2 separate regions of the Homo sapiens genome follow, and region 2 is linked to region 1. Evidence: chromatin loops called from intact Hi-C (ENCODE). Cell type or tissue: Caco-2. All regions are shown on one strand. Links, peaks and the distances in the headings refer to the core of each region. The heading gives the core; the rest is flanking DNA.

What was found. Peaks named below come from ENCODE experiments on the same cell type or tissue, not always from the same donor. Only the 100,000 strongest peaks of a DNase experiment are listed, where the experiment ranks them.
Region 2: it touches region 1 in a loop (9-fold over the local background); 2 of 110 quality-filtered maps call a loop at or near these places.

The regions. Positions count from the first base shown.
Region 1 is chr1:183,692,114-183,707,420 of GRCh38, reverse strand. It overlaps a transcript of RGL1 not described here. Among named protein-coding and RNA genes, the nearest start is that of APOBEC4, 46 kb to the right of the region's middle. In Caco-2, for the core only: no CTCF peak of the experiment used is centred there; DNase peaks (open chromatin) are centred at 7,560 and 10,250.
Region 2 is chr1:183,915,129-183,929,310 of GRCh38, reverse strand. RGL1 (ral guanine nucleotide dissociation stimulator like 1) reads right to left here. Exons shown (of 18, transcript NM_001297671.3): 16 at 12,610-12,864; 17 at 6,975-7,089; 18 at 779-3,206. The coding sequence ends at 3,019. Among named protein-coding and RNA genes, the nearest start is that of COLGALT2, 120 kb to the left of the region's middle. RefSeq lists a silencer at 10,336-10,525 and an enhancer at 13,077-13,266. In Caco-2, for the core only: no CTCF peak of the experiment used is centred there; a DNase peak (open chromatin) is centred at 3,230.

The sequences.
Region 1 (15,307 bases), core at 3,722-11,721:
TAGAGTTCATGTTCCCTTCCCCCTCACTGATCTCTCTCAAATTAACAAAAGACTCGGTTCATTTCCAGAAGATCCTACCTCTTATATTAGAGAGTTTCAGTACCTCACCCAGTCTTATGAACTAACCTGGCATGACCTCTATGTTATCCTCTCTTCCACCCTCACCCCAGAAGACTGGGACCGTATCTGGACCCTAGCTCAGGCGCATGCTGATACAATTCATCACCAAGCTCCTGCCCAGCCTAGTGACACAGAGGCAGTCCCCAACCAGGCCCCCCACTGGGATTATCAAGACAGGGCCCCTGGACGCCGCCATCAAGACCACATGATTGTGTGTCTCCTTACAGGACTCAAAAAGGGTGCTCATAAAGCAGTCAACCATGAAAAGCTTTCAGAAATCACCCAAGGTCCCGACAAAAACCCAGCCCTTTTCTGTCTCGTTTAACTGAAGCCATGAGAAAGTATACCAACCTAGACCCAGACAGCCCAGAAGGAACCACTATCTTAAACCTTCAGTTCATCTCCCAATCCACCCCCAGTATTTGGCGCAAGCTTCAGAAGCTTGACGACAGCCTTCAAACCACACGAGACCTTCTTAATTTAGCCTTCAAAGTCCTTAACAATCGTGATGAGAAAAGTAAAAGGCAAAAAACAGGCAGAGTTTCAAATGCTTGCCTCTGCCATCAGGGGCTCTGTGGGCCCACGGGGGCCGCAGCTCCACACAGAAGCCTCCTAGCAATCCACCTCCACCTGGTGCCTGTTTCAAGTGTGGCAATGAAGGCCACTGGTCCAGACAATGCCCAAACCCAGGTAAGCCCACCAGGCTGTGCCCCCTCTGTGGAGGACCCAACTGGAAGTCAGACTGTGAGCAGCCCCCACAAGGACTGCCCCCATCCCTTCCTGAGCCAGTCAAAACCTCCTACTCGTATCTCATCAGCCTTGCTGCTGAAGACTGACAGTGCCCTGGAACAGACACCCCGGCAACTACCATCTCTTCATGTGATCCAAGGGTAACCCTGATGGTGGCAGGTAGGCCAGTATGTTTTTTAATTAATACCAGGGCAACCTACTCTGCTTTACCTAATTTTTCAGGACCCACCCAGTCCTCCCAAGTCTCTGTTGTGGGAATTGATGGACAAGTCTCCAAACCCCGAGCCACCTCTCCACTTTTCTGCTCCCTGCACACCTTTTCCTTCACTCACTCTTTCTTAGTCCTGCCCTCATGCCCAACTCTGCTCCTAAGTAGAGACATCCTTTCAAAACTCCACACTACTCTCCACTTCCACATTCCCCATAGTACCCAACGCATCAACCCAGACCCCTCTGGGGCTTCTAACTTTCTTCTACTCCTCCAACCTCCCACCTTAAAACATGCAACCTTTCCTTATCCCCCATCCATAGTTAACCCCACTGTTTGGGATACTTCCACACCCTCAATCACAAAACACCACACCCCTGTCCACGTTACTCTTAAAGTCCCCACCCAGTTCCTATCACAGAAGCAGTATCCCATCCCCCAAGCAGCTCTCATAGGCCTAAAGCCTATCATTTCTCACCTCCTTGTCAGTCACCTACTCTGCCCAACAGACTCCCCTTTTAACACATCAATTCTACCTGTCAAAAAGCCAGATGGAACTTATTGCTTAGTCCAGGACCTCAGGCTCATTAACCAAGCCATACCCCTAGTATGTCCAGTAGTTCCTAAACCATATACTTTACTTTCTGCAATTCCCTCCAACACCACCTGTTTTTCTGTTCTAGACCTACAGGATGCTGTTTTCACAATTCCTTTACACCCTGATTCCCAAAACCTCTTTGTCTTTACATGGGAAAACCCCGACACCCACCTTTCACATCAGCTTACCTGGTGCATACTAACTCAAGGTTTCAGAGACAGCCCCCACCTTTTTGGGCAGGCCCTGGCTCGTGACCTCTGTACCTTATCCCTAAAACCATCCACTCTCCTTCAGTATGTTGATGATCTACACCTATGTAGACCCTCTCAAAGAGACTGCAATGTCCATACCATCTCTCTTTTAAACTTCTTGGCAGAATGGGGGCATCAGGTCTCCCCTAAGAAAGCACAAATAAGCACCCCCCCAGTCACCTATCTAGGCCTAGCTCTTACCCCGCAAACCCGAGGGCTCACAACCGATGGCATATCCCTCCTCCAGTCCCTCCCACCTCCACAAACTAAGCAAGAAATTATCTCTTTTCTAGGACTAGCAGGATATTTTAGGCTCTGAGTTCCCTCCTTCACTCTACTCACCAAACCGTTATACCAAGCCACTAAAGGCCCTCTCCATGAGCCTTTAAACCCTGCACTGCCTATTACCTAACCTTTCCGTCTACTCCAGAAGGCTCTCGCCTCAGCCCCCGTCCTCACTCTCCCAGACCTAGACCTCACCAAACCTTTCTCCTTCTACACCAATGAATGATGTGGAGTTGCAATAAGTGTTCTAACCCAGTCTAAGGGACCCACCTTCCAGGTTGTTGCCTAAACAGCTTGAAGCCACAGTTCTTGGATGGCCTGCCTGCCTCCAAGCATTGGCGGCAGCTGCTATCCTCACCCTTGAAAGCTTAAAACTATCTCTTCATGCCAACCTAACAGTTTATTCAACCCATAACATCAAAGACATGCTAGCTCACTGCAGTGTACTAAGTCTCATCTCTGCCCAACAGCTCCTCCAACTCTATGCTCTATTCATAGAAACTCCCCACATCACCATGCTAACCAGCTCCTGTCTAAACCTGGCTACACTCTTACCTGAAGCTACAACCACCCAAGACCCTACGCACTCCTGTGTGAACACTGTTCAAACATTTCTTATACATTTTCCAAACCTAACAGACCAACACCTTCCAGATGCCTCCTTTACTTGGTTTGTAGATGGCAGCTCCTTCCTACATCAAGGACACCAACATGCTGGCTATTTTATAGTGTCACCCCCCACACACTATTGAAGCCAATATGCTCCCTCTAAGAACCACCTCCCAAAAAGCTGAACTCATTGCCCTCACTCAAGCTCTCACTCTAGCAGCCAGACAACAGATCAACATATATTCAAATTCTCATTATGCATTCCACATAGTGCACTCACACTCTTCCATCTGGAAAGAACAGCGTTTCCTAACTGCAAAAAACACTCCTGTCATACATGGCTCTCTCATCAACAAACTCCTTCAAGCTGCCAGGCTCCCACAGAAAGTTGCCATCATTCATTGCAGAGGCCACCAAACTCCATACGATCCTATAGCAGCTGGAAATGCACTAGCAGATTAGGTAGCCAAACAAGTACACCTACAACCTGTGCAAGGCCAGTTTTTGTCCCTGTCCTTGTTCTCTCCTCTTTAATCCTCGGAAGAAAAGGAGGACTTCTGAGCCCAAAACCTTCAAAAGCAAGGACCATGGTAGGTCAAGGAAGGGCGCTTCGTTCTTCCTCACTCTCAAACAATCCCTATCCCCCAAAGTCTCCACAACTTTTCCATGTCAGTTCCAAACCTCTCTTACAACTTCTCCGCCCTATTCTCACTTGTCCTCACCTTTCCAGCTGTGTTCAAGAAATCACCCAGTCCTGCTCTATCTGCCACTCAGTGTCACCCCAGGGCTCCCTCCAGCCACTGCCTTTTCCTACCCACCAAGCCCAGAGACAGGTACCTGGGCAAGATTGGCAAGTAGACTTCACTCACATCCCACCCGATAAACAGCTCCACTATCTTCTAGTCTTTGTCTGTACTTTCTCCAGGTGGGTAGTTCCAAACAACTTCAGAAGGTGAGGTTTGTGGTAAGTTTAATATCTCCAATTGTTGTCTTAACATAGACGATAATGGAAAAACAGTACTATAAATCGCTTCAAACATCAGAAAAGTAGCCCATGTACCAGTCCAAACCTGGAAGGGATGGGACCCAACAAACATTCTAGGAGGGTGGTTCTCTAATTTAAGAGGATTTAAAATGCTGGTAGGGACAGTAATCTTCATCACTGGGCTCCTCCTGTTTCTCCCCTGTATTATCCCACTAATAATAAAAGCTAATAAAAGTCTTGTTGAAACCATAGTTAACCACCAGACAATCCAGACGATGCTCCTGCTGCAACGACATGATGAATACCAACCCATCTCTCAAAAATACCCCCAAAATTAAGTTTTTGTTTCCAAGGTGGCCACACCACCCCCTATGTCACGCTTGAAGTAGTTATTGAGAAAGTCGTCGCTTTTCCCTTTTTCTATAACCAAATAGACAAGAATGAAAGACTTTCCCCAGGGCCTGGAAGCCGGCGGGGGGAGGTGGTGGTGAATAACTCCTCACTTCTGAGGCCTAGTCCCAAGGCACAAGACCACTTGTGCCAACAGTGTTTGTCAGCAAGATGGCAGAAGCAGGAAGAGAACTGGCCGGAAGACATGTACCCCCTGAAGACCGAGAGAGGTACTGCTGTCCAGGTACTGCATAGCAGTTACATCAGACTGAGATACTTCCTGTTTACAGGAGACTATAAAACTGCTACCCTGTCCGCATTTGGTGCTGATGCCCTTTTAAGCCTCAGCCCGTCTGCACCCAGGCACACATTAAAACAGCGTGTTGCTCCACACCGCCTTGTGTTGTTCGTTGGTGCGCTTTCAGGGTTCAAACCGATACAAGAGCCTTACAATTCTGACAATTCATCTGTGTGTTTATCCATGCTCCAATCCCCTGTCAGTTGGTCCAGCCTCGAATGCCTGCCCACATCAGTATGTGCCCCATGAGTCATAACACCAATCCATCTACTAGCTCTAGGATCCCCACTGTATGAAGGGACTGTCACAGACACAGACACGCCTGACAGCCAGTACAATGCCTCAGCCCAACCTTACTGGTAGCCTCATAGACAGCCATGTCACCACCTTCCATGTGAATCAAGACCTATGTCTTGAAATATGCAATGACTTTGCAACCAGCGTTCATCTGATGGATCTACTAGGTATAAAATGGCAGTCGCATGGGTCAAAGGAAGGAAATAAAGCCTTATTAACTTCATTTTAAAATAGAAGAAGGAATACATATTCTACTATTTATCAAAAAGTCCCATCACCACCTCCCACTTTGCTGGTAATCTGCAGTGGCAGTGTTGTCCTGAGTCATCTAGGTGAATTCAAGGCTGGAAGCAATGCAGTTGGGCGTAATTCACCATGACTCACAGAAAAAAAAAACTGTTCACTAGGGTCCAGAAACTTCTTGTTTGTTTCTCATATAGCATATAGATGACTTTGGCATACCAGAATTTGTAAACAATGGTCCTACTTTAGTGAGATAAAAAACAAACTTTCATTCTCTTCCTTGTTGCTTTCAAGTAATGTTCAGGCTTCTTTTGTGTCAGGTATCATAGCTAGAGTTGACATACCTAGAGTTTTGACAAAGTAGCCAAAGACAATAAGCAGAAAGCATTTTCTGCAAAATAAAGACATTATGCAAAAAACAATAAAATATTATTTTATTTTATTTTTTTCGAGATGGAGTCTTGGTCTGTCACCCAGGCTGGAGTGCAATGGTGCAATCTCAGCTCACTGCATCCTCTGCCTCCCAGGTTCAAGCAATTCTCTTGCCTCAGCCTCCCGAGTAGCTGGGATTACAGGTGGCTGCCACTATGCCCGGCTAATTTTTCTATTTTTAGTGGAGATGGGGTTTCACCACATTGGCCAGGCTAGTCTCGAACTCCTGACCTTGTGATCTGCCTGTCTTGGCCTCCCAAACTGCTGGGATTACAGGCATGAGCCACTGCACCCGGCCAATAAAATATTATTTTAAAAAAGAAAAATGGAAAAATTAAGAGCCTAACATTATTGAAGGCAGTGGAGGGTGGGGTGGGATTTTGGGTAGAGGTTGTTCCCTATTTCACTTCCCATTGAATTCCATCCATTTAATAAAACTGGTTGCACAAAAGATTGAGAGAGGACTTCAAGCCTTTCTTGATAGACCATACACCTCTGTCCTACTCTACCTCTCCATTCCCATCAGTCATACAATCCGGGGTAGGGAAATGGAACACACCTCCTATTCTCTGTCATCAGTACCTTGAAAATGAGGGTTTAGACTAATAACCAGGCAATCTCCAAGGTCAGTTCCAGACCAGCTCTGAAATTAAATTACCTTAAGGCTTCAGAGAACTAAAAACCATTCTTTCATCAAATGGTTGGAAGTCCCTGGGACAGTGGATTGTTATTCCCCAAAACCAAAACCTAGGATCTATCCTATCAACAAATCTGTGTGTGATCTCAAGGGCAACAATTGATCAATCTAAATCTCAATTTCCCCATCTGTTGCAAAAGATTCTTTAATCTTGCAGCCATAAAAAAGAATGAATTCATGTCCTTTGCAGGGACATGGATGAAGCTGGAAGCCATCATTCTCAGCAAACTAACATAGGAACAGAAAACGAAACACCACATGTTCTCACTCATAAGTGGGAGTTGATCAATGAAAACACATGGACACAGGGAGCGGAACATCACACACCGGGGCCTGTCAGGGGCTCAGGGGGAAGGAAAGGGAGAGCATTAGGACAAATATCTAATGTATGTGGGGCTTAAAACCTAGATGACAGGCCAGGCACGGTGGCTCAAGCCTGTAATCCCAGCACTTTGGAAGGCCGAGGTGGGCGGATCACAAGGTCAGGAGTTCAAGACCAGTCTGACCAACATGGTGAAACCCCGTCTCTTCTAAAAATACAAAAATTAGCCAAGTGTGGTGGTGTGCACCTGTAATCCCAGCAACTCAGGAGGCTGAGGCAGGAGAATCACTTGAACCCGGGAGGCAGAGGTTGCAGTGAGCCGAGATCACACCACTGCACTCCAGCATGGGTGACAGAGTGAGACTCTGCCAAAAAAAAAAAACAAACCTAGATGACAGGTTGATAGATGCAGCAAACCACCATGGAACACGTATACCTATGTAACAAAACTGCACATTCTGCACATGTATCCCAGAACTTAAAGTCAAATTAAAAAAAAAAAAAAGATTATTGAAACCTGCTTTCTGTCCATTTTTCTGAGACACAGGAAGACGTCATGTGAGATCCCATATTTATGATACTATACAGATGCTCCTGGAATAATACTACAAAGTTGAAATCCAACCATTATGTTTCCCTCAGAGACTGGATCCAGTGCTACCAACTCAACAAAGCTACTATCATCAGCCTACAATTCCTTTCTTCCCATAAAACCACTCATCATAATTGAAGTGGCTAGTGGTGCAGTATGGCTTTTTATGGGACTTAAATGGGTGGGCAATTCCCTATTACTTTGTCAGGTCTGAGCAGGTTGAGGGTAGGAGTGGGAAGAGGGATTAGAACTTAAAATCAGTCTGGTCACAGCCACTAGTATACTCCCATGCAATACGGGAAGGCTTGGTCTGGCAGGCAAAACACCACATCTGATATACAATGGTCCAGTCAGCAACAGCAAAAACAAACAAAATGAGGTGTCATTGCACAACATAACATCAGAAAATTGTGAGGTAGACACTCCTAGGAAGGTCAGGAATGCAGATCATAAGCTTCGAGGAAGTCTGTCAACAGATTGTAGAACCCAGACTTCAAGCTGGAATTTGGGCTTGAAGAATGAGGAAGGGGCTGATGAAAAGGTGGGTAAACAAGAACCAAGACAGTCAGAGGCTGGTTATTTAAAAGAGAGTACAAGGGACAGAGTATTAGAACAAAGCAAACATTGAAACATTCCAATCAGGGCTAAAAGGCAGGGGCAGGCCAGCAGCAGCGAGGGAAATAAATCAGAGGCAGCCTGCACATACGATTGATTTAGTGATCTAGTGGCTCTAGCTGGGGATAGAAGGGATCCTGGATAAAGAAAACCAGACTAGGCCTAACCTGCATATTTATTAGATTGATCAGAATCTTCAGACAATAGGATAATATGAAAATCAAGGAATCTTTCACATTAAATTTCATCACTTGCTCCACTCTAAATAGACTGATTATACAGAAAGATGGGCTCTCTAGAACATTCCTTAGAGGACTCTGTAAGGTGGGCATAGAGATAAAGATGGAGTTAAAGTCCAAGTCTACGACCTGGAGCAATTTTGGAACAAGCCTTGATGTAGGACTGTAGATGGGACTACAATATAGTTTCAAGGATGCTTACTCAGTCTGGACCAGTAGTATTTAAATGGTAAAAATGAATTTAAAAACATTGTTCAGGGTAAGTTACATCAACACATGTGAAGGAAACACACTGGGTGAACCCTATTACCTCCTGAGCTACTGACCCCACAGTGAATGTGTTAAATGACCAGGCTTCCCTGCCTCTGAAATATTGGTACCATTGTCAGATATCACAGCTCACAGCACCCAAGACTGGGCATCCAACATATGTGATGAATAAGACAGCTAAAATCTTTATAATTCAACTAAATGAGAGTATGGATGTTATAGTTCTTCCTATTCTCCATTTTTGTACACTTTGTTCCTGTGGCCAAACCTAAGGGAGTTTATAGCCTTGAAAAACACTCAATACATACATCAAAACAGAGGGAGATATTTAAATGACTTTGAACATACCATGAAGTAACTCATTCACAACGTGACCAAGTCTACAAATGATGAGTAAGCCATAGGAAAGCAACTGAAAATGACTTATAAGAAAAGCAATTGAAAAAAAGTATTCAAGTAGTTCCTATAAGCTTCAGAAACAAGTATTAGGAGGTAACAAAATGGCAGCATCTCTTAAAACTATATTGGATAATGTCATGTTAAGTGTTAACTATATTAGAGTGCTGTCTTTAAGTTGTAGCATTTCAAAATAATGTGTAATAATTTTGGCAATGAGATCAGAAATTTACTTTTTGTATCAAAGTATTTTTATGTGTTCCAAGGCAAGGCACTGGTGCAAATATTTCAGATGAGACAAAGATTTTTGTTTTGTATTGCTGCTAAAGGTTCTCTCAAGTTCACTCAAACATAGCATGGTTGTTCTATTTTAGGCATTGTATCAAAGTATAGGAAAACAGAAATCATTTCCTGTTTCTAAAAGGGAAGAGAATTAATGCAGGAAATTCTTTACAAAGGTGACCAAGGAATTGAGTCCTAAACAGGGAAGAGTGAATAAGCCAGGGACTAGCAACAGTTGGAAGCCACTACCACTCCTAGACCAGAGAGAAAAGGAAAAAGGGGTGTTACAGAACGCAAGGGCTGAGCCCACCAGGGTGTGCTGGTCAATGTTTAACAAATTGGTTCTCTGTCAGTGGAAAGCCAGGATTTGGCCTATTTTAAGTCATCAATGTGATATTGATGGAGTTGGAAAAACATAAACGTGGAGTTGAAAAAAATAAACAAAATTGTCCCTCATGAACTGGTGTGAGCTGGCTCACACACTAGGATGGAATCATTTGACAGAAGCTGTGGCCATGGCAGGAAGCTGACAGCAGCAGACAAGGAGGGGAAAATACCCTGGCTTCTCCAAGCTGCTTCTCATCATGCATTACTGCCTGCAATTAGGTCAACACAGACAGAAAGATGCCCAACCAAGAGAAATGCAACCTGCAGGGACCAGCCCCGCTACAACTCACACAGAGTACAGTGGGGAAGGGAGAGAACTGAGATACTTGGAATCCTACTGATATTTTCAATATACTCAATTAGATTAACCTAGCAATGTAGGGTTGAAATGCATGATACCTACATCTGCAGATGAAGTACCAGCACGCAACTAAAAATTCAAATTTGGCCTCAGCATACAAAACCAATGACAGTTTTTAACCTTTGAGTAAATATTTAGCAGGAGTGGGCACTGAGGTATCTGGATTGACTATCTCATGATGTTACAACGTGCATTTAAGAAGCATTTTGTGCAATACAAGGAGAATTTAAAATGATTAAAATTCCATTAATCACATTTCAAATTTCAAATTAAACGCTCACCATGCATTCAATTCATTCAGGAACCATTCCTCCGTGCAAACTGTTCCAAACACTTGGCATATAGTAGTGGACAAGATGGACAAAATCTCTGCCCTTGAGGAAACTGCACACTAGTAGAAAAGGAAGACAATAAAAATAAATAAGCAAACCATGTAAAATATTAGAAAATAATAAACACAATAGGGAGAAATAAGCAATGGAATGGGGATAGTGAGTGATTAGGGCCGTTACAATTTTTAAAAGGTTGGGAGGGAAAGGCCTCACTGATAAGGTATCATCTAAGCAAAGACTTGAAAGAAATGAGCAGTAAGCCATGGGGGTTTGGGGCGGGAGCAGGGGAAAGTGCCCTGGGTGGAAGTTGCTCAATGTATTGTAAGAACAGCAAAAAGACTGCAGCAGTCAGGAAAGAGGCACTACAGATCACGTAGGCCATTGTAAGGTTTCCAGCTTTTACCATACATATTGTAATTGGGAGCTACTGGAGAATTTTGAGCAAAGGACTGGATCAATTTGGCTGCTGTGTTTGAAATAGACTGTAGAGGTCCAACAATGAAAGCAGGGAGGCCAATTAGGAGGCAACTAGAATAGTTCAAGCTCTAGAGAATGATGTGGCTTAGGTCAGGGTGGTAGAAGTAAAGGTGGCAAGAATTGGTCAGATTCTGGATGTATTTGAAACATAGGTACAGTAGGATTTGCCAAAGGATTGGATGAAAGATGTGAGAGAAAGACCAGAAGTTCAGGGATGACTAAAATTTGGGGCCTGAGAGATGACAACTCTGAGTGGAACAGTTTTTGGGGGAAAGATCGGGTTTTGTTTTTGAACATGAGAAGTTTGAGATGTCAGATATTTACAAGAGGTTGCATCAAATTGGAGAGAACATTATCTTGTGTTCAGATAGAGGCCTGGGCTGGAGATATAAATTTGGGAGTTGTCAATATATAGATGGAGTTAAGGTCATGAAAATGCATCAGATGCCTAATGTTTGTGGATTGAGGCTGGCAACCTTTGTCAACTGAGGTTATGTGAAGAAACATTAAGACAAAGCCCTAAGGCACCCATTGTATGTGATGGATTAACTTCCTTCCTATGCACCTAGAACTAGTTATTTTCCTTGGAAAAAGTTGAGAAAATATTCTCTGGAATCATTTTTTGTGTCCTTGGTTCAGATGAGAAACCATGGTTGAAAAGGACTGATAGGGAGTTTGAGATAGTCAGGACAATGACGGGGGCACAGAAAGGAAGCTGAGAAGTGGCCTTTGAGATGGGAAGAAAGCCAGGAGAGCGCGAGCCTTGGAGAGTAAGTGGAGTGATCAAGAGTGTCAAATGCTGATGATGGGTCCCATGAAGTGAGAACTGAGAATTTATGGACAGATTTGGCTACACAGAGGTCTAGGGACCTTGACAAATGCTGTTTCAGAGGATGGTAATTGGACTGGGCTTAGGAGAGAAGAGGAAAAATGAATATTTTCAGGTATAGTTAGATAGTGATTCAAAGTGGGTCCAAAACTACCTGTTAATAATTTCTCAAGTGTCTGATTCAATCAGATTGAATAATATTTTCAGTAGGCTTAGCTTTTAAGAAAATTATACCTATTTTCAAGAATTTATCTGTAAATCAGTTTTTTTTTTCAGTGGGGGACAACCGAACAAAACTTTAAAATATATTAGATATTAAGGCTCCAACTCACATCTACAAATCTAGATTTCAAATACTTGTGTTCATAAATAGCTTCGTTAATGTTACTGGTTAATTTGAAGATAAGTAGTTATTAGAAACCTGAACTTGTGAAATAAATTCATGCTAAAATAGAACTTGTAGCTTTAACATATTGAACTTTTACTTAAGTTTCATTTGCAGAATATTTAAAAATCACTGACACAATCTAGTCATTTCTATTATTTTAAACTTCCTTTTAAACACATTACATATGTGGAGAGCTTCAACCACTTGAAAGTTGGTGGCTGACAGTATAAAATATACATTCCATAGCCCTCATGATCCACTAATCTGTTCAAATAATTTGTACAAATCACATAAATTCTCTGAAACCTGGTTTCTTTTTCTGTAGAACAGGAATCATAATACTGGAAGCATTCATTAAAAATGCTTTACGAGTCTAGCAAGTACAGTCTCTCATTAGTGATAGTAAGTGACATATTAACCCTGGACTAACTAGACCAATTAGAAAATGTGAGATGTTGGCTGGCTTAGGCAGATGGCCCAGCTGACTTAGGTGAATGGAACAAAAAAGAATCTAAAATAATAGAAGGTGGAAATATAATGTGCAGAGCTCCTATCAAGGACTTTTTGGCATCCTCGCTGTCAAGCCGATGCTTTCCTGGAAGCTTTTGGGGGCCACAGACATGATGTCATATCTGAAAGAGCAGACTCCACACATGAACTGTGTCATACACACCTTCACTTACATGGCTTCAGCTCTTTTCCACTTAGATCATCCAAGAGCTTTAGTGATTGGAGCATGGATACTTGAGATTCTGTGGACTCCTTTGCTTTTCACTTTCAAGGCTTTCTGAAAACAGCTGCAGAAATACCAAGACCTTTGGAAAAGGCTGATCTTACTACATTTTCAGCCAGACTGCAAGCTGAGAGAAGTGGAAATATTACCAGCCTGTTTTCCTGAAATCCCTGTCAGAGCTGCTCCAGCAATTTCTTGGCTTTCCATATGACCTCAAAACAGGACAATCTCATTTTCCAAATCCATCTGCTTTTTCAGCTTTACTTCTAGCCTTACATTTAAATATGCAATTAAGTCAGGCACAATAGCCCCACAGTCCCAGTAGTACCCAGATCTGCAAATCTGAGTTATCATGACCATAGAACATATAAATCAGATGGTAAACTCCAATCACAAATCCTCTACCCAATGGTTCAACTCCAAGAAATCCATTACCACCAGCAACATACTGCAGTATATTTTCAGACAAGCTAAAAGACAAATGCTTTATGTTGAAATGATCTATAGCAAGGGTTGTGACTAGGGTTGGCAAATGTCAAGAATTTCAGTTAATATTATCTCATAGCTAGAGATTTCAAATCCAGAATAACATAGAGGAAGGACTGAAAGAAAAAATGGTCATCAATGTTTAATGTAAAGAATATGGGTCAAGAACTTCAAACTAATCTTTCATTCACTCAGTCTGGCATTAGCAGATTCAGGAAGCTGTTGTAAACAAGTAGCTCTGCACAGCCCACTCCTGCCTGTGTGGAACTACACACACTAGCCACAGCTCAACACACCGCACTCTCCTGGGGACTGCTGCATCCAAGAACTCATGCAGCCAGTCCTCTTGGAAATAAAAGTTAACCTTTCCCTTCCCAAGAGACATAAAATTCTCTCTGATAGTCCCTCACTCAGAGCTGTTTTCTGGGCAAATGTCCACAGCAACACCCATTCAGAAAATCAGAAATCAGGTTGCCAAGTAAATGAGAAGTTAAAGAGACAATATTGAGAAAACAGGCCATGTTGTGCCATGCCATAGCAGCCCTTCACAATTTCTAGGAGACTGATTAAAATTTGGTTCAGGCCCAAGACACAAATATATTTTTTCAAAGGGACAGAGTAATCCTGGGAAGTCCAATCCAAAGAAGACTAAAGGGTCAAGGTCAACTTAAAGTCTATTCCAAGGGTCCTCTGATCAGTCTGGACTGCATCCAACTTCTGGTGCCTGTCTCAATTCTAACTCAAAGCAGGTGCTCAGCTCCAGAACAACACTTTACTGCCTGAAACAGGAAGGCCTACAGGTAGTGTAGGCACTACACAAGTGTATTCTGGTAAGCAGTGAGGCTTCACTTTTGGTTTTATTCTGGCTCAACTGTCCACCCTCAGGATTGGAGCAGAGCTAGACCAGCTTCTCATCCTCCCTTCATGTCCCTTCCACCAGTAGGCACTTGTGACCAAAAAAAAAAAAAGTAATCTAGAATGCCACTTCACCATGTCAGATAGCATGAACTTAAGAAAGAAAGAGAGTAAGGAGGGGAGGAATGATCGAAAGAAAGAGAAGAGAGGGAGGAAAGAAGAAAGGAAGGAAGACAGGTCTATTTTTGAAAGCAAGATAAAAGAAGAACTAGGGGACCAAATCATTTTCAGCTTCCAGGTAAAATGTGCCTTCCACCAACCTAAGACATTCAGAAACAGGCAAATGGCATACTTTTAGGACTCTGGCTTTCCTATAGCCTTCTAGGACTGTTAGGATTTACTTTGTTCTGTTGTGTATATTTGATATATTAAACATTTCTGGCTGGGCACGGTGGCTCATGCCTGTAATCCCAGCACTTTGGGAGGCCGAGGTGGGCAGATCACAAGGTCAGGAGACTGAGACCATCCTGGCTAACACAGTGAAATCCCGTCTCTACTAAAAACACAAAAAATTAGCCGGGTGTGGTGGCACACGCCTGCAGTCCCAGCTACTCAGTAGGCTGGGGCAGAAGAATTGCTTGAACCTCGGAGGCAGAGGTTGCAGTGAGCTGAGATCGTGCCACTGCACTCCAGCCTGGGTGACAGAGCGAGACTCCATCTCAAAAAAAAAAAAAAATTTTTTTTATCTCCCTGCTAGCATTTTTTGCTTTTTAAAAACAATTATCGTATAGTTAAATGGACTTTTGGGGCAGATGATTCTATGAATTTTAATGCATATAGATGTGTGTAAACACCACCGCTATCAGGATCCAGAACAGTTCCATGACCCCAAGAAACTTCCTGTTGCTACCCCTTTATAGTCACTGCTCCCACCCTAGCTGCAACCACTGATCTGTTCTTCATAAATAGATTGTTGTTTGTTCCATATTCCCTTCATAATGCTATTGTTTATAGAGTGAGAGTTAAGCATCTTGTTACTATAATTGTTTTAACTAATTATAGCAAAATGTATTCAAAATAAAAGTAAATTTATGTTAATAAGCACGAAACTATAAAAGGTGAACTACCTGAACCATGACTTTTAATTCCAGCCAAAGTCAACCTGGGACTGGGCAACCTAGAAAACTCAATCCTGTTTACAAAGGCCTGGACCTTCTCTCCTTCCCCAGAGAAGCTTCATTCACCCTGCTCCTGAATGCCCTTTAATCAGCCTCATTTTCAGAACTGATGATGTATATGGTTCATCCAGTCATGACCCACTGCTCCCCATTGGGAATGGATTGCACTGTCTCCTGTGCACTAGCCACTTCTGGATCCTCCAAGTAATTTGTTCACTAGGGCCAACCTCCAGCCTTCGGCCCCAAGACTTAGGAATGGCCATGAGGCCAATACACTTTCTCATTCCAACCTCGTCCCTAGCAAGTGGCAAGTTCTGAAGATACTACATTCCTCAGCTTGCAATACAATAATCTGAAATATCTCCATATATGTATCTGCCACATATATGACTTTATAGAAAA
Region 2 (14,182 bases), core at 1-8,000, 230 kb before region 1:
GTATGATAAATGACAATACTGTGCATCTGTCCAGTGAAGCTGGCCTCAGACGTAATGCCTTTGGGGAAACTGCATGGATCAGTTTAAAAGGATTTCAAGTGTAATTCTTTCGGGAATGCCTTTCCTCCCTCCATGGAGGTCCCCCTGGCTTCCAAGGCACCATGGGCGGTTTCAAGAATTATGCAGGTGGTATCCATCACAAAATGCGGGGAAAGGCTCTCAGAAAGGTGACAAAATGCTAACTTGGACCCTCACTCTAAGTTGGATTATTAAGTGTCCCCATGCCGGGTGCGGTGGTTCATGCCTGTAATCCCAGCACTTTGGGACGCTGAGGTGGGCAGATCATCTGAGGTCAGGAGCTCAAGACCAGCATGACCAACATGGTGAAACCCCACCTCTACTAAAAATACAAAAATCAGCTGGGTGTGGTGGCTCACGCCCGTAATACCAGCTACTCAGGAGACTGAGGCAGAATTGCTTGAACTGGTGCAGCGGAGATTGCAGTGAGCTGAGATCGCACCACTGCACTCCAGTCTGGGCGACAGAGTGAGACTCCATCCCTAAGAACAGCAATCTAGCAACGGCATCATCTCTGACTGCAGTCTCCTAAGGAAGTCATTCTTTCCCCCAAAGGCTTGTGACACTTGCCAGTGGGGAGGATCCCACCTAACTCTGCCACTGGCTTTCCCTGTGCTCCTCCAACCAATTCAGCGGGCTTCCCAAAAGCTTACTGACACACTGGAACCCAAAACCCACCTGGTTAATAATCCAGATACAATCCCTTTGGGTCTGGCAGCACATGCCAGCCAAGTCCCAAACTAGTTTATTAGTTTAACCAAAAGGTAAACAGATGATGGAGATGCAGAAAGACAAGCATGCGAGCAGCTAAAAGCATTACCCGGCTGTCCACCAGGAAACAAATTTAAGACATTTAAAGTGGCATTAAATAAATGAAGCTAAGTTTTAGCTACTTGGAATTTCCATTGTCTTTAAAAAAGGTAAATATATATATATTTTACATTGCAGTATATAAATCTAGACTCTACATATACAGTATAAATACACAGGATGAACACGGGCACAACATATATGTCTTGGTGGTCACGCCCTCAACCAGGCCAATGGTTTTATTTATTTTTTTTTTTTTACCTTCGCACCAAGAATATCAGGCTGAGGCTACATATACTTCAACCTGCATGAGGGCTGCCACCCTGGCCATCTCTCCTACAAGCACAGAAGCACAAATCGAACAGGGATTGAAAACAGAAGAAAGTGCTTTTTGACTAGTTGAAACCCAGTCAGTCTTTACAATGTGTAGTCCAATCTCCTGGAAAGACCAAAGGAAATTGGAGGACTTCCTGGCCCGTTCTTCGGTCCATTGCCGCAAATCTCTAAACTTTCCCTGGTGCTTCTTGTGGAATTCACATGGCTATTTATGCAACGCAAATCCCACACAACTTTTAGGAGCTGTATTATGGGATTAAGAAAAAAAAATAGCTCCATGTTACAATCTGCACTTCATATTCCGGGTTTGTTCTCTAAATTTTTGGAATAAAAACTGGTATTTTGAGAATCATTTCTTAAAAAGGACAACATTCTGAAAGTGCTTCTTACACATGTCAATATTCCACATATGGCTTTTAGTTCAAACCCCAGCACAGCTCAGACTTGGAAGGAAGAGTGTGATGGTGTTATGAGAGACAAAAGTGTCACTTAACAATGATACTGTGATAGCAAGCACGGGAACCTGGAAAAAAAAAAGTTATTGATTCCATCTGGAAGAATGTACCTCTTAGACAAATGATTCAGATAATCTATACAGCCCCATCTCTTTCCCCACGACTAGGCACAGTAATGCTATAAAAGTAAGTAAAATAGGATGCTGTTATCAGCAGGGAACATCTTCTGAGGGGCTATTAACGGGACAATCACTGTTCAGAAATCTTTCACAAGCTCAAAATAATCAAACGTAGTCAATTGCAGTAGAAATTTCCACACCTGAGGAATAAATTGCACATAATAAAGAGGTACTAAGATCCAGATGGCAAAAGACTCCAGACACATAGTTTTACATGCAAAAGGCAATCAGAGAAGGCAATGAAGCAGTGACATTCCAAGACAGATAAGAGTCCAAATGAGTCACCATTCTTTTGCGCTTTCTTTTCTGGCTTCATTACCAAAGAACATGGTTATTTGTGCAATGATTATGATATGTTCTTTAGGGGGAAAACGGAAATACACGGGGTTGCCAGAAACTGAAATGAGCTTGTTTCAGGAGCTTGACACCTCCAGAGGTGTCATGATGGCTAGACCAGTGGGGCGATGGTCCTCCGAAGCTCCTCCTGGCCTCCCTAGGGTAGCAGAAAGTGGCAGATGCAGGCAGAGGTTGAAGGCCACCAGCTCATCCAAACCCTTTCCAAAGTGGCCTTTCATACAGCCTGTGGCAGTTCCAGCCTCTGCAGTTGTTTTTATCTGGTGGCACTTGATTGAGAAAGTCATCCTCTCCCTTTATAAAAATAAAGTTTGGGCTTCTTGTAATACTGGCACAAAGGACACTCTCTATTCCCAGGACTGATTCCATTTACTCAGAATATACGAGACTAGGTTCTCAGTTTCTTCTATTTCCCTGTAAAAAGTGACCTCAACTTCCCAGGCCATTGTGCAAATTTGTTTTTCCATAGTCCATACTATCCCATAAAGTCCCTCTTATATATTTTTATATAGATACACATGCATACCAAATACATGTGCATATATATGTTTTAAATGTTGGTAATTCTGCATTTTAGTCTCAAATGAGTCAAAGAGAATCAGTGAATCGTTCATCCTTTTCATGTCAAATTCATTTCCAGTTTCCCCACGGTGCCTATCATAATGCTTTGCACACCACAGGAACTCAATAAATATCTGCTGACTTCACCAATGATCCTCGAACACCGGATGGTAATTGCAATCACCGCAGCCTGTTTCTCAGCCCCACTCTGCCTTTGGCAAACAAGGGGCCACTGGTCCCTCCCTTCAGAGGGTGATTTTGCTGTGTCTGTTACTCCAGCAGCCCCGTTTAGCTGTCCTGGGCAACGTCAAGCTGGTCCGGCTACGCAGTTTCACTTGTTCTTCCATGGAGTTCTTTTTGCGCAAAATGAAGTCAAAGTTCACTTGGCTGTTCATGGCATAAAAGACATTTGCTGAGTCTGGAATCACAAGTTCTGAAAAAGATAAGGAAAGATAAGATGGTCAGCTTGTGGAGGTCAGCTCAGTACTGACAACGGCAGCTGTAAACCTTGCCCAGACACAAGAACGGGACTACGGCCCTTCATCTCTGGAATGTGACCTGAACCAGACAGTGATCACCATCACTACCCCAAAAATTGGCCCCAGCTTCTCAATCCCAATTTAAAAAATTAGTACAAATGAGATTTTAGAAATTCGCTCCATGAATTAAATGTTCCAATAGAAAATGTTAAAACTAGAAAAAAAGTACAGTAGGAAACAGAGGCCAAGAAAAGTTAAAGAAAATTCCCAAGATGGCAGCTAGTGAATAGCAGAACTGGGATTTGAACTCGGGTTTCGTTTCTCCTGCAGTCCATTTTCCACCCCAGTATGCAGATTTTCTCAAAGACTAAGAGAATCCAATGACATAGAAAAAACAGAAAATCTACAGCACTCCAGAATTCTACTTGAAATATTGAAATATTTTTTGAAGTAATCCCGTCAAACGAGTATTTTATTTCCCATGTAGGAAAGTATGTATATTTTTTTAAAAAAATTTTACTTTAAGTTTTGGGATACATGTGCTGAACGTGCATATCTTTATTTTATAGTATTTTACTTTAAGTTCTGGGATACATGTGCAGAATGTTCAGGTTTGTTACATAGGTATACATGTGCTGCACCTATCAATCTGTCATCTAGGTTTTAAGTCCTGCATGCATTAGATATTTGTCCTAATGCTCTCCCTCCCCTTTTCCCCAACCCCCTGACAGGCCCCAGTGTGTGATGCTCCCCTTCCTGGGTATCTGTCTGCTAATATGAATTTGGGTATTGTATTTGTTGAGAGAAGGAAACAGGCTGGTAGAAAACTCCTCTGTACCTTGTCACTTCACAGACAGTGACTGTCAGGATAGGTCTCTTCTCCAAGTGCAGAAGGAGCAGCAAATATTGCAGCAAATATCCCCTTCTTTTAATATTTAAACTATTTTCAATTTCAATGATTCCCAACTAGACATCTGTAATTTTTGAACAAGGATTGTTCCAAGTGTAATATGAAATCATCAAAGCAAAGTTATTTTGACTCAGTTTTATTTTATTTATTTAAGTTATTTATTTATTATTATTATATTTTTTGAGATGGAGTTTTGCTCTTGTTGCCCAGGCTGCAGTGCAGTGGCACAATGTCAGCTCACTGCAACCTCTGCCTCCCAGGGTCAAGTGATTCTCCTGTCTCAGCCCCCCAAGTAGCTGGGATTACAGGCGTGTGCCACCACCCCCGGCTAATTTTTTTTTTTTTTTTTGTATTTTTTTGTATTTTTAGTAGAGGCGGGTTTCACCAGGTTGGCCAGGCTGGTCTTGAACTCCTGACGTCAGATGATCTACCTGCCTCGGCCTCTCAAAGTGCTGGGATTACAGGCGTGAGCCACCATGCCCAGCCTCACTTTTATTTTTGTTTTTTAATTTTTATTTTATTTTTACTATACTTTAAGGTCTGGGGTACATGTGCAGAACGTGCAGGTTTGTTACACAGGTATATATGTGCCACGGTGGCTTGCTGCACCCATCAACCCGCCATCTACATTAGGTATTTCTCCTAATGCTATCCTTCCCCTAGTCTTCCACCCCCCAACAGGCCCCGGTGTGTGATATTCCCCTCCCTGTGTCCATGTGTTCTCATGTTCTCATTGTTCAACTCCCACTTATGAGTGAGAACATGCAGTGTTTGGTTTTTTGTTCCTGTGTTAGTTTGCTGAGAATGATGGTTTCCAGCTTCATCCATGTCCCTGCAAAGGACATGAACTCATCCTTTTTTATCACTGCATAGTATTCCATGGTGTATATGTGCCACATTTTCTTTATCCAGTCTATCATTGATGGGCATTTGCGTTGGTTCCAGGTTTTGCTATTGTGAATAGTGCTGCAATAAACATATGTGTGCATGTGTCTTTATAGCAGAATGATTTATAATCCTTTGGGTATACACCCAGTAATGGGATTGCTGGGTCAAATGGCATTTCTGGTTCTAGATCCTTGAGTAATCGCCACAAGAAGGTATACAGTATTTAGCACTCAAGTGTAATGAGTATTTGAAAAAACAAACAGAATTAAAAAAGGTAAAATGTGCAAGTCTAGCTCTGTGGTAGTGGGGTCGGGGAGGCAACCAGAGAGGCATATGGTTGTAAAACTGGACAAATTGAGTCTTAAGTTAACTTCAAACATTGATATCCAACAACAAGACTGATATGAGCAGGTTCCAAGTGACTCCTGTACATTCTGTGCACAAAGGCTCAGCGGAGAACAATCCCCTCAAAGTGTCCCATGCTGCTGCCCACATACTCACAGGTCAGTAATAATAGTCCTCACAGTTATATATCACTTAGTGTCTCCCCATGTTCAGGTACACGATTTCTTGTTATCTTCAGAATCGCCCTGTGATATATGAGGAACCAGCAGGGTATTGTCTCTAATTAAGGACCAAGGCCCGGGGGTCCAGCAGCTTGCATTTAGGACCACACAGCTGGTGGGCAACACTGGGTCCTGGCTACCCCTCGAGACTCCTGGACCTTTAGACCCACCAGCCTCACCTTAGTGCTGTGTTGTAAGCAAAATGGTACAACTTGAGACCATCTTTTAGGCTTAGAATTATAATTATAATTACATCAAAAGGTTATAACTGAGAAAGTGTTGCCCCACAGCCTAAGGCTCAGCTGAATGAATGAGAAATCTTCCAAGAGGAAACTGAAAAAGAATTTTCCCAGAGGCTGTAGCTTTTAATCTCTAGGAGAAGGTAGTATTCTAATTTCAGCCACTCTCCTCTAAACCAGCAATAGAGCCCTGGGTGACATGCTGATCCCATAGCCTAGCTTGTGGAATGCTTCTCACTTATAGGGGACACTGCTTGTTGGTGAGCAGAGGACTACTTAAGGTGGCTGCAATGGACAGTTTGGGGTCTGGCGGCAGAAAGGGTTGGCTTCGGTCAACAATATTTGCTGCTCCTTCTGCACTTGGAGAAGAGACCTATCCTGACAGTCACTGTCTGTGAAGTGACAAGGTACAGAGGAGTTTTCTACCAGCCTGTTTCCTTCTCTCAACAAATACAATCCCCAAATTCATATTAGCAGACAGATACATGCAAGGGTGATTATTTCCCCCAAAAAGTATTTCATAAAAGAGATTTCTTTAAATAATATGTTCCCAGGCATATTGAAGCCTTTCATAGATTACCAGTTCTTTGCCTCAATAAATGTGAGGTAAATAACCTTCAAGTTAGAGGTTTGTGTTATTTTAAAATTGATCATGAATAAAGAAAATACCTTTCATACATGATTAATTGAAATGATGAGAAATTATTACAGGAACCACTAAATTTCAGATTCACACACAACTTAGAAACACATTCTTGGGTAAAGGAGGTGTGTGGCCACCTGCAATGCCCAACAGACTCCCCTACCCTCTGCCTCCTGGCACAGGGAGACACTTCTTCCTAGAAAAGTGTTTGAAGAGCTCAGAAAGACTGGGCAGAAGAAATACTCATCAAAATCGCAGGAAAAACAAGAGCTGGGGAATCGGAGAGCGGTTTGAGATACTTAATTCCACAAGTGAGGTGATGGCACGGTTGTTCACCCTTGCACTATCAAAAACCACCACTAGGTCCCAATAAAACAATACGTATCCGTTTTCTGCCTTCTAAACGCGGAGCACTGTGGACATGTGCTAGCCACCTGCCCTGGGAAGGAACATGCCTGTCTCGGAAGGATGCCCACCTTTGTCCTCCGAGATGACCTGCACCAGCTCGTACTCCTCGGCGGGGTCTGAGTCCAGATTGTGCTTCAGCATGGCTCTCTGGATCACAGCGGGGGTTTTATCCTGGCTCGTCAACTGCAAAGACAATGAACAGGTTTGTAAAGTACTTAGCTTCACGTTTCCTGAGGGAGTTCTCCTGACCCTCTCATTCTTGCTGTCTTGTGTTGTGATGCCTTTCCAGAAAGAACGGACTCGTGGAATTGGAACTGGACCAAGAGCCAGGATCCCTGGTTTCTAGTCCTGGTTCTACCCTTAGCAGCCACAGATGATGGGCGAGTCACCTAATCTCTGAGTCACAGCGTCATCCGCTATTAAAATGGAGAGAACGCTTTCCTTGCCTATCTCCTCCACAGTGGTTGAAGTTCCCGTGAAAGAATATATATGAGGGAATTGTGAAAAATGCAAAGCATTATTAGTCCTGGCCCAAAATTATCCTCCCATGTTGAACTGCTTCTATGGCACTGGTTACAACCCACGGGATAAAAATGGTCGCAGTTCTGCCCATTGACCATTTCAAAAAGTACAGGTGACCCTGTGATTCAGCAGTCCCACTCCTAGGCATTTACCAAGCGGAATAAAAACATACGTCCACAAAAGGACTTGTACACAAACATTCATAGCAGATTTATTCACAATAGCTAAAAACTGAATCAATCTGAATCTCCATCAACAGGAAAAGAGAATAAATCGTAGTATATTCATAATAGAATCCTACTGAGCAACTGAAGGGAACTAAGAACTGGCACATGCAACAATGCAGGTGAATCTCACAAACATCATCTTAGGCAAAAGAAACCGGACACAAAAGATTACATACCAGTGGAGTCTATTCTTTCAAAAAAAGGAAAAACAAAATCTGTGGCATTAGAAAATGAACCTCTAGGTTAGGAGGGGATTGATTGGAAAGGGCACAGGGAATCTGGCAGGCAGGATGGAAATGTTCTTTATCTAGATTTGGGGTAGTAGTTTCATAGATATATATAGTTATTAAAACTCAAAGAATCAAACATTTAAGATCTGCATATGTAACTACATGCAAATTATGCTTCAATAAACATCAGCTTGTAAGTGTTTTAAAAGCACAAGTTAAAGGTTTCCCTCGTCCCCAATTCTGATGTTCTTCCCTTCACCTCACTGCCTGCCAGCCAACTATTTGCAGGGTGTGCAGAGCAACCTGAAAAGAAAGCTAAATTATGTACCATACCTTGGGTGATTTCTTTAAGTTTGAAAGAAGTGAATGAAAACTCAGATTATTCTTACTTAAAAATAAAAGCTGTTCTCACCAGGGGGCAAGAGGACTATAGAAAGAAAGCCCCCCACGACCCCCCTCGACACATACAGAAGTCTCATTTCCTCCCAGAAACTGCCATTGTGTGCCTGAGGATGGCAGTGCCAAGATGCCTCACTCTGATCTGGGGCAGCAGCTGGTGTTTGTGATTCCATAAACAATGTGCATTACAAAGGGGTCCTTGTAAGCAGCAAAGATCTTGTTCACGTGTCTGTTACCAAAACATCTGGCATATTCATTTACAAGGGAAAAGTAGGTGCACACAAAATTCTAAATGAGGAAAATATGTTTTTGATAGTATGAAGAAAATACTCCCAAAGCTGGGTCACACTGGACTAGTAGCAGAAAGCTAAAGGAGAAGACCTCCCTTCAGGGGATGCATGTCAGGCTAAGGTGGGTAAGTCATATGAGACAGCCAGGCTACCTTCATTCTCCTTTCCTTAAACTTCCCCAGGTATGTCCCAATGAAGACAAGATGACCAAGGGCTTTCCCTTGCGTGTTTATTACTTTGTACCATCAAAGCGATGCTGAATCAAACTTATGATTACAATGAGTATTCACAGCTCAAGCGTGCATCCTTATGCTGATAGACTGAATTAGCACTCATAGGTATCGAATGTGAGCCACATATTTCATTTTAAGTTTCTAGTAGCCACAATTAAAAAGTTTTTAGGACGGGTGAGGTGGCTCATGCCTGTAATCCCACCAACTTTGGGAGGCCGAGGCAGGTGGATCAGGAGGTCAGGAGCTTGAGACCATCCTGGCCAACATGGTGAAACCCCGTCTCTAATAAAAATACAAAAAAGTTAGCCAGGCGTGGTCGTGGGTGCCTGTAATCCCAGCTACTCAGGAGGCTGAGGCAGGAGAACCGCTTGAACCAGGGAGGCAGAGGTTGCAGTGAGCTGAGATCGTGCCATTGCAATCCAGCCCAGGCAACAGTGCAAGACTCTGCCTCAAAAAAAAAAAAAGTTTTTGAAAGGTGATATTTAACTTGAACACCCCAAATATTACATCAGCATATATAATCAATACAAAAATTGTTAATGCAGTATTTTACTTTTTTGTACTAAGTGTTCAAAATCTGGTATATATTTTACCCTCAGCTCATCTCAATTTGGAGTATTCCCATTTCAAATGCTCCATCGCCACCCGTGGCCAGTGGCTGCTGTACTGAATGCGCGGTACTGAACGATGCTTTGGTGTCGCCCTCATTGACTTTCCTGTGACAGAAATACTGCATTCCCTGTGTAAGGGATCTTGGGAGACTGACTCTGTGATTGACACAATGGAGAGAAAGATCATTTCGAAAGAGTGATGGGTTCAGTGGTAGAAGACATTTTTCCATGGTCACTGAGGAGGTAATTTTACAAGGGCTAATTGCTGTCTCTTCTTCTATGGAAGGGCCTTGGATTCCAGGGACATTAGTTGCTCTTGCAAAGCAAGTTCTCTAGGCCACCAGTTCTCAGTGTGCAATCTATGGCCCGTGGGGTCCCTGAAATCTGTGAGGGGATCCATGAGATCAAAATTATTTTCATGATAATACTAAGATGCTGTTTGTCTTTTCTTTGTGTTGACATTTGCATAGGTATTGCAGAAGCTATGGTGGATGGAATTGCTGGCACAACAGCACAAATCGGTCCAGTGGTTTCTAACTACAAATCTACTAGCTGTCACTGTATTCTTCAGTACCCTGTACTCACAGTAAAAACAAAAACAAAACAAAACAAAGCCAGTCTCACTCACATTTTAACAGACTTTCAGAAATGGAAAACAATGCCACACTTCTCACTCAATAATTTTTGGAAAAAAATAGATATTTTTCATTAAAAAATAAAATTTACATTAACATGCAATGTGTTCATTATTGTTATTTTAAATGAATTAATCAACATTTTGAAAGTTTCTCAGTTTAAATATCTAATGTGGTAAATATCAACAGATACAACCCACATAGTCTGGAGCTCTTTGGAATATTCAATGCTGTTTCAGAGTATAAAGGGGTCCTGAGAACAAAAAGTTTGAGAACTGCTAGTCTCGCCTGAACCTGGACTGATTTATTTCCATCTTCTGGTCAACAGCACACAGCATAATACATTTCAGAAAGGTACGTCCTGTGAGCAAGGTTTCTCCTGAGAGGCCTAACGATTAGAATGAGAGCACGAGAGCAGTGTGTCGTCTCTCCAGAATAAGCCTGTGACATGCGCTGGCAGGATTTTCATGAAAGGTGAGTGCCACCACCTGGTGCAATATAAAGGGCCACAGGAAGGGGTTGGCAGGAGAGGTGATTCTCACAGAGGCAGCCCATTTGCTGGGGAAGGAGGAATCTCAGAGCAGGGGGCAGGGGATCTTCTGCTCACTACCCTCCCAACACTCAGACAGCATGCACAACCTGTGACTCCTCCTGGGCAGTAGAGGTTTGTGCAGTCCAACCACTCACAGTTCCCCCCAGACTGAGCAGAGTGCACGCTGACCAGGCATGTCCCAAAACATAACTGTTTGGTGTACAAATCCATGCTATAATTCAGAGACACTGTAGAGTTATGCAGTGGACATTCTCTCTGATTGGTGCAGGTAAGAGGTGCCAGGTGAACAGACCATGCTGAGCAGGCAGTAACCACATGGAGGACCTTGGCTTCCCTGTGTTTCCTCTACCTCTCGGGTGCTCCTTTATTAGCCCCTCCCTCATTACCACTTGCATTCTGCCTCATCCTACACTCAGTCTCGCGAGACCACGTCCCCCCTGTGGGGTTTGACAACTCCCAGTATTTGATCTCAGCACCAGCCTTGCACCAGCCCATGTTTCTGACCATCTATCAGACAATGCCATCTGATGTCATACTGGTACCTCTGATTTAAATGTCCCTGAATATCCTCCTCTGGTAGTTCATATCTCACAGACCCACCAACTACCCAGACAGCCTCTAGTCCTCCACAACAGTAACCAAAAAGTTGGTAACTAAATGAATGGATTCTACAATTCTACCTCATCAAAAGCTTTCAAAAATCCTCACCATCTCCAGCCACATGACCGTCATTCAAGCCCTTATCCTCTCCTACATGGAACATGATAGCAGCTTCCTAACTTGCTTCCCCGCCTCCAGTCTACCCCGACACTCCAGCAAACACAGTGCCATGACTTTCTTAATGAGCAAATCCCATCACTACTTAAAAGCCTTCAACAAGACCCTATTGCCTGCGGGATTAACACACTCCTCTGTGTGGGCCACAAGGCCCTTTACCACCTGATCTTGGCTCTATTATTTTGCACATTGTGAATAATGCTTTGTGGGCTCCCTTTCTAATTAAAAGTTCCTCAAAGGCAGAAATGTCTCACTCATCTCCCTATCCCCAAAGCCTGATCTAATGACTAGAACGCAATAAATGTTTGATATTTTGTTGACTCAATAAATGCTTTAGCAAAGCTTTTATGTGGAGCCTCCATACCACTTATGCCATATTCAGACCTGAGCTTGTAAGCACTGAGTGTGCCTTCAAAGAGGCGAGTGATAAAGATGAGGAGAGATGTGGAATTAGCTGTGGGATTTTGCTGCAAAGGATAAAGTGATTTCCAATACATGATTATCTCCCATAAACTAAGGAGTTTATATTCTTGTGATAAACCTACCAGACCTCACATACCCAAGGTTATCGCCATGAGAGGCTCTGTGTGTATTCCCAAAAGACTGCCATTATTAAAAATATCTTTGCAATTGTCCTCAGAAACACACAGATTTTACAAGAAGCTCAAAAAGGTCAGTCTCATTTTATAGGCATCGTTCCTCATTAACCCAAACTGTATTTCTAGCTTGATCATCCACTTTATTAACTAGGTTTGATCCAAATGACTAAATGACAAAAATCTGCCATCAGGGGAGTACACTGCTAAGAATGTGTGGAAATTCAATGATAAAACCAGACATATAATTCCATAGGAAGGCTTCCAAAAATGTGTGAGGTTGTGTCATCCTCCCTGGAGCACATTTACACTGTCACCCAAATTGAGAATTTTCAAATGGCTAATACTGACCTAAACGAATAAGTTTTAGCATTTCTTTAAGATGTGAAAATTATATCCTATATACACCATGTGTGTGCATATATATGTATATATATTTTATATACATATATCATTCAGCATCTATGCCCAGGGAGACCTGGAACTGACACACATCCCTTCTGTGTGAATGCATATATGTATATGCTAATATTGAGTGTGCATATTTAGGGCTATTAGTCTGAGCGGCCGACAGACACAGACACACAATCTAAATGGAAACCCGCTCCTGGGTCAGGGCTTGCTCCTCACCATGATGCTCTTGTACATGTTGCCGTTATTGTCTTCCACACTGATGCGGATTATGCAGGTGTCTTCATTCTGTTGGTTGTAAACAGGAGGCAGCACAGTCGAGGTAATGGACGTCACCGAGACAGAGCGCTTGTGGATTTTGGGGTTGTTGTTGCAGGACGGAGGGGAGGAGAGGGGGTTGATTAAGGAAGACATCCCTGAGGAATTTGTGTCCATGGAATGGATAGAAGAACAGGATGAGGAGGACTCAGAGAGCTGGAAGAGTAAACACACCCCAGAAGAAAACAGATTAGAACGCTGGCCAACAGCTTTGCAATTTTCAAAGCAGAGGTAGATATCAAGACTGATAGACTGCAGTTATTTCCTCCACAACAGCCCACAGCACACATGTGTCTCATCCCTGGTGTAAGTACTCTGAGTCCCCATCAGTGGTAGATGCCTATCGGTGACTCAGTGTGACCTAATCACTCTATAAGCACGTGAGGCAAAGCAGTTCTATTTCCCTAGGTTTTAGCTGTTCTTATAGAAGTTAACCAGCAGGTGGCAGCAGACACCAGAAACTGGAGGCAATATGGGTTCCCAAAGAAGTCAGAAGCTTACGGGGCTGGAGGAAAGCCTTGCCAACGCAGTTGATTCAGTCCTACTGCAGTCAGATTTCGTAGTGAGAGAGAAAGTTCTGTATTTTTAGAAGTTTCTAAGAGAAGTACCCCAGATTATACGGCTCTGCATTGAATATTAGTGCTAGAAAGGCCTTGGACATCAACTAGTCCCATACCTGTTCTGCTGAGGAACCTGAGACCCAGGGAGAAAACTGGGGCTCCAGGTCCACACAGCTAGTTGACAGCACCCCTAGAACAGGAACCCAAGCTCCCTGATTCCCACTGTCGAGTTCCCAGAGCAAGCACATGGCCAAGGCTCAGCCTGTGGCTGATGACAATAAGATGAATCAACATAGTATGCTGCTACCTCGGTATGTTTAGTACTGTGAGGCTTATCATGAACTTTCATATTATCTTATCCCATTTTAATTCCACAACTGTCTTGTGAACAAAATGCAGAGCATTATAAAGACGAGGAGAATAAGATTCAGAATATAAAAGTGACTTGCTCAAGGGAAATACAGCCTTTAAGCAGCTTCACCACTTTCCACATTTGCTAGTAGAGCCAACTGTATACATTTTCATGATGTGTATCAAGGACAATTAAGAAATGGAGTACTACAGTTAATATGCTTTTCTGATTAACTACACATTTCTCATCCATGCAATACCAATAACCAAAGAAAGAAGTTATTGGAAGAGGTACTTTTAAAAATCATTAAATTGAACCATTTAAAATACCCATTATTATTGTAGAAAATTATAAAGAATTTCCCGGAATGACTTAAGCTAAATTATACCATGTTAATCCTATAAAATATTCTGGAAGTCATTTATAAAATAAATAACATTTCTTTCATATTTATCTGCCTTTCCATGGAAACAGTATAGAAGTTGAGCTTTCTGGTTATCAGGCTTCTGATTAAAATGGAGTCTATTATCTTATTTCCTGTAGATTTCCTCCTGTGGCATAA